Linked DNA regions of Mus musculus: region 2 is linked to region 1. A link is a loop called in an ENCODE intact Hi-C map of the cell type or tissue named here. Cell type or tissue: left cerebral cortex. All regions are shown on one strand. Links, peaks and the distances in the headings refer to the core of each region. The heading gives the core; the rest is flanking DNA.

Region 1 (2,919 bases), core at 317-2,816:
TCTGGGAAATGACATTGTCAGAGGTTAATTTAAAAGCAGATAACTTGGGGATATTATCTGAAATGACTGTTTTCTTTTGAGTAATGGGTATTTTAGTATGAAGTTTGACTAAGTACCATGGGATTTATAGGCAGACTCATTTTATGTTTTCAAGTGAGAAGGAAAAGGGAAATAAACTCATCTAAAGTTTCAGTTTGGGAAAAATTGTCACAATACAGTGTATTTGAGGCCAAGAACAAATGGACCTACCTGATTTATTTACATTCCAGGTTTGATTTTGTGCAAGGGTAGGTAGGTTGGTTTTGTGGGATTGCATGAGGTCTCCTGGTAGCCCTCTGCAGCAAGGAGTCACACTTCCTGCTGCCTTGAACTCTTTATCAAGCTAATGGCTTCCACATCTTGTTAGTGATCTTCTGGTTCTTTGCCAGGCTTTACAAATCTAGAGAAGAGAGAGAGCTCTTTAACTTGAGCCAGGCAGTGTTGAAATAGTTGAGAGTAGACATTGTTTATACCTGGTTAGAACTGGCCGACTGTCAGCCAGGATGACTTTCCTCTCCTGATGTCCTTGACATCAGCAGTTGTGGGAACTCTCTTTTAAGTGTGTGTGTGTGTGTGTGTGTGTGTGTGTATGTATGCATGTATGTAAGCATGTATGTGTAGGTGGCTATGAAGGTCAGAGGGATTTACATTGCTTCCAGGGATAAAACTAAGATATCAGGCATGGCTGAAAGTACCTTTAACTGCAGAGTAATCTTTTTTAAATAATATTATTAATGTGAAATAGCATTCTAAGTGAGATTGGTCAAAGTCACCAAGCTCCCTTTAATCTTCAGCCCGCCTAGGGGTGGGAGCGGCATCCCCCAGTCTCGTTCATCAGCTGTCTGGCTCTTTCCTAACTAGGCCGTTTTTTTTTTGTTTTTTGTTTTTTGTTTTGGTTTTTTGAGACAGGGTTTCTCTGTATAGTCCTGGCTGTCCTGGAACTCACTCTGTAGACCAGTCTGGCCTCGAACTCAGAAATCCACCTGCCTCTGCCTCCCGAGTGCTGGGACTAAAGGTGTGCGCCACCACGCCCTGCAGGCCGTTATTTAATGTAAGAAATATCTCTGGTCTGCCTAGTTCTGAAAGATGAATTTACTCACTGGAAAGTATAAATTGGCTAAACCTGGAGTTGTTAGGATTAAAGCTTGTGAGAAATTTGTTGGCTGTGGAGCAGTTTACAGATTGTGTGTGTGTCTGTAGTGTGTGGTATGTTGTGGGTGTGTTTCTGAGAAGGTTTTCTTCACTTGTTAGCAGACTGTGGCTGCACTATTGGAAGAAGGTGAGAGGAGATTGGGAAGTGAGCAGAGGTTGTGTGTTCCAGCATTATTGACACATATGTATAGTTCTGTACATAGTACCACTTCATTGTTGGGTGTGCAGTGTGTTCTCATTGCCTTGGGTGAGATTTACCAAGCCTCTTTTTTGGAGTTTTTTTTTTCCCTTGTCATTTAGTGCCCTCTGCTGGTAGGTTCTGTTATGTGTATCCTATCAGAAATACTTTATCATTTTGTCGCTTTCTCAGTAATTAGTGCTTTATACAAGCAGCTCCTACATCCCGTTGCCACTAGTGAATAATTGTTGGTGTAGTACTCTGTCTCTGAGGACCACAGAAGAGCCCACTTACTTATGTCAAAGCGGGAAAGGGACTGCTATGGAGGACATAGTTAGGACTCTTTAGGACCCTTCGAGATGGAATCTGCACTAGATCATGGAACTTCTAACTGCAGTAATGACTGTGTGGTTTTGTACATCTTTGGAGATCGATATGTACAGTGTGATAGCTATCTGTCGGGCCCATTTTCTCCTTCAAGTTTTCATTAGGAAAATAATTTTAAAACATTCCAGAAAGTTCTTTCTTGTTTTCCCTTTAAGAGAAATGGTTTTGTGCAAGCATTGAAACTTTGTGGACTGATTGTGAGTGTCCGGGGTTTGGATTGTTTTGTGAGTTTAGAGTCTGGAACAAACACACGGCTACCTTTTTCTTCTTCTTCTTCTTAATTGTGGGTATGTGCATGTGAGTGTAAGTGCTGGACGATGAGATCCAGATAGTTCCCTGGAACTGGAGTCACTAGCAGTGGCAACCAAAGCCAGAAACCAAACTTGAGTCTTCTGTAGGAGCAGTACACTCTGCAAGCACTGAGCCATCTCTCTTGTCCCTCATGGCCTTCTGTACACTCTCCATCTAAGGTCCTTCTTGTAAAGCAGTGTTCTCCCCAAAGACTTATTTCTGTCTCTTCCCCTCCAGATTACCACCCATAGTTCGCGGAGGGGCCATTGACAGATACTGGCCTACTGCTGATGGGCGCCTGGTTGAGTATGACATAGATGAAGTGGTGTATGATGAAGATTCACCATATCAGAACATCAAAATCCTACACTCGAAGCAGTTTGGGAATATTCTCATCCTCAGCGGGGATGTTAGTAAGTATCCCACTCATCCTCTGATTGCCTAACAAGGGGCTGTGTGTTGGTAGCCGCTACTTTCTCAACAAGTGCCATTGTCAGGGATTTGTCTGAGCTTAACTCTGACACTGCTAGCTTAAGATTCACTAAATTGTACGAACCTGTGGCTTGTCTGGATTTTTTGTTTAAACATTGTTTTGAAGTAGATTTTTATTTATTTGATGGATAGTTGGATTGATTTTCAGTAGAAAGTACAGCTGCTTGTTTAAAAAAGGCATTTTAGTATGGACAAATTCCAACCGTAAGTACACAGACTAGTGCAGCGAGCCCACCATAGAACACTGATAACACCAGGGAGTATTCATCTAACTTGACTGCATTTTGTTCGAAATGTTATCTTGAAAACAGCATCCGGTTTAATTATTCACAATATTTGTACATTCTCAAGATTGTATTCTTAGTTCTTTTTTTTTGTCC
Region 2 (2,919 bases), core at 202-2,701, 1.5 Mb before region 1:
GGGGGTGGTGGTGGTGTATAGGGAACTTTTGGGATAGCATTTGAAATGTATATAAAGAAAATATCTAATAAAAAAGAAAACATCCAATAAAAATTAAAAAAAAAAGAGTTAATGTATTAAACATTAAAAGTGTACTCTAAAATGCAGAGGTCACAAGATGGGGTAGAACAAAGCATTGAAGAGGAAGATTTTTTTAAAAGACATGACTGAAACTCTTGTTGTTCACAGTTATGCAGGAGTGAGTTTAGTTCTTTTCCACAACAAATGGGGACAAATAGCTACACTTATGGCCAGGGGAAAACCAGATATAATTTCTTAAAGGCACAATCAGCAGACAGACACACCACATTTATTCGTGACTCCCCAGACAGTCACTCAATAGCATGTTATTCAATAGAAGTGATGCGTTTAATTTTCTTGGCCAACCCCTAACTAAATTACTGTCACTGTTTGCAGAAGAATTTACTCATATTGGCTAACCTGGGGTGGGGCCAGCTTCAAGCAAATCACTGAAGGTGATGGCACATGGTTCCTTCATGGACATTCAGATTTCAATGGCAAAAGAGAATGACTGGGTTTTGAGGAGAGAAGAAAAGAAATGACTTACTTCATATAATATACAGTTATCCCTCTTTTAAAATGAGGACTTGAAAAAAACCCAAAACAAAACAAAAAACAACCTTACAAGTGACCACCCTGGCTGCTTGTATAAAAAAAAATGTGTAGTGCTCAATAATGTTAAGCAGTTGAACTTGGACTAACTTCATGTGTTTGATAAATGACAATGTCAATCTTTGAACTGCAAGGTTCCTTTAGCTCTAACAAATTATGAAAATTCCCCTGAAACAAATATGGGGACCTACATTGAACACACTTGTATACTCTATATAGAAAATAGATGGACAGTTACTTGTGGGTATGGCTTGTGATAGGAGCTCCCAACTTCAGGGGCTTTCTCCATTGTATCAAGTCATGTCAGGCACAAGATAGGTTTATATAAATGGGGTAGGTATTACATAAACGTTGACTATAACTGTTTTTAATGGTTTGGTTTATAACACACTTTTATTTGATACATTTTGAGTAACTGAGTTGTATAATATATAGGAAACTTATTACAGTTTTGATTATATTCATATTACTGGAATGCTTAACATTGTAGTTTTAGTATTTTGGTTGCTAGCCCTCCCAACAGTTGCACTGGTATTTTAAAATGCATTGGAATGACTTCGGTCTAAATCAGGTAGTTCTTCAAATGCATCACTAGGTGGCAGCAAAGCTTTAATAAAATCAATTCTCAGCCCCTTGTGGAGCACACAGTATTTCCTTTTGTCTTCTTTATTACACAACCTCATTGCACCAACAAAATATTATTATCATTAACATTGATAGTGGCAGCTACAGCAAAGGCAACTGACCAAGATGTCCAAAACATGACACACTAAACACAATTCAGCATTAAGTGTTACAAAGTTGTTGCAAAAGACTTTCGAAATTATTAGTCAAATAGGCTGAAAGCATTGTCACTGAACTTAAAGCCAGCTGCCACCTTCCCACACTTATGTAAGAAATAGTTCCACAGGCTCCTTGAAGAAGATCTGTGGGGCCTTAGTTGTACAGTGTGTGACTGCCACAAAGGGAACCTCTGAATAATTCATGAAGAATTGTTATTTTCTTATATTGTTTGAGATGGAAGTCGGCTGCAGGTCTATAGACAATGACGCAATTACAGTGTTTAATGTCCCTTTGGGAGAGTTTCTATATTCCATCTTTGTATATACACTTGGCATCTTTCATTTAGAATGAATGGGTTCACTTCTTTCTTGTTTGAGAAAAATCCTCTTCCCCAGCAGAGTCCTAGGCTTTCTTTCTCTGGTGATTCTCACATCAGCTACACTTTCCATTACATTCCTGTCAGCAGATATTCCCAGCGGGGTAGGGGCTGCACATAGCTGGGATTTCCCTAATCGAGATGCCCTCCTGGCTCCTGAAATTGGTGGTTTTAACTAGCCCTTCTATTGTGAACAATGGATCCACACTCCCCTTTCTTTCTCTACTTTGCTTAAGCATTCCTGGATTCTTCCCCCTTACACTCCCCCTTCGTATCTACCTCCCACCCTTCTTTATCTCCTGCATTCTTTTTCCTCCCTCTCTCTCACTTAAAATTCTCCTAACGTCCTTTCTACCATGCAGTGCAATCTTAACCATCTAACAAAAGACCGTATAACGTAAATTCCATTTCAGAAATGGGAGGAGTTTTCTTGCATACTAAACAAGCATTTCCTATCTTGGTAGGAAAACAACAAAACATTTTCCCTTGGAAGCGCTGCTTAATCACGGCTATCAGCATCGCCTCAAGCTGAATGTGCATCCATCGAAGGCAAAACACAGCCCAGTGCAGAAGTGCAACAACCTACTTTAAGATCTGCACACATCACGTGCGATGAAAACGGATTTCGTTTCTAGGCTCTTCCCCCACCTTTAAAAAAAATTCTCCCTTATCACGATTCCTTTCTAGGTGGAGGAGGTTCCACCTGCCCACTCACTGCGTAAACCAAATCTGTGCCTGAAAATTAGACTCCTTCCAGTGTGGTCAGAATCAGGTAACAACAGCTGAATTCAGTTCACCCCATGCCTTCTTTGCTTTCCACTGAGCAGTGAAGTGTGAAGGCTTATCTAAGGAGCAGGAAGGGAGAATTTGGGTTACCCATTTGTGTGTGTGTGTGTGTGTGTGTGTGTGTGTGTGTGTGTGTGACAGGGTTGTCCTGCTTTGTGCCCATTAGTCATTAAACGCATACTGCCCAGGCAGTAAAACAAAAGCTATTCTCGGATAAGTACGAGGCTTAATAAAGAGTTGAAGGAATTTCAAAGAAGGAAAAATGTTTCTGTATTCCCTGGGGGCTACATGGTCTCTGCTGA

Evidence for each region. A loop is a pair of places that touch in the nucleus more often than their neighbours do. Peaks named below come from ENCODE experiments on the same cell type or tissue, not always from the same donor. Only the 100,000 strongest peaks of a DNase experiment are listed, where the experiment ranks them.
Region 2: it touches region 1 in a loop (13-fold over the local background); 10 of 42 quality-filtered maps call a loop at or near these places.

Annotation. Positions count from the first base shown.
Region 1 is chrX:157,461,502-157,464,420 of GRCm38, reverse strand. Sms (spermine synthase) reads left to right here. Exons shown (of 11, transcript NM_009214.4): 5 at 2,285-2,460. Among named protein-coding and RNA genes, the nearest start is that of Sms, 29 kb to the left of the region's middle. In left cerebral cortex, for the core only: a CTCF peak has its summit at 1,501 (motif pointing left); a DNase peak (open chromatin) is centred at 1,461.
Region 2 is chrX:158,923,604-158,926,522 of GRCm38, reverse strand. No RefSeq gene overlaps it. Among named protein-coding and RNA genes, the nearest start is that of Rps6ka3, 330 kb to the left of the region's middle. In left cerebral cortex, for the core only: a CTCF peak has its summit at 1,263 (motif pointing right); DNase peaks (open chromatin) are centred at 1,344, 1,528, 1,899 and 2,506; H3K4me3 peaks cover 204 bases; H3K27ac peaks cover 1,365 bases.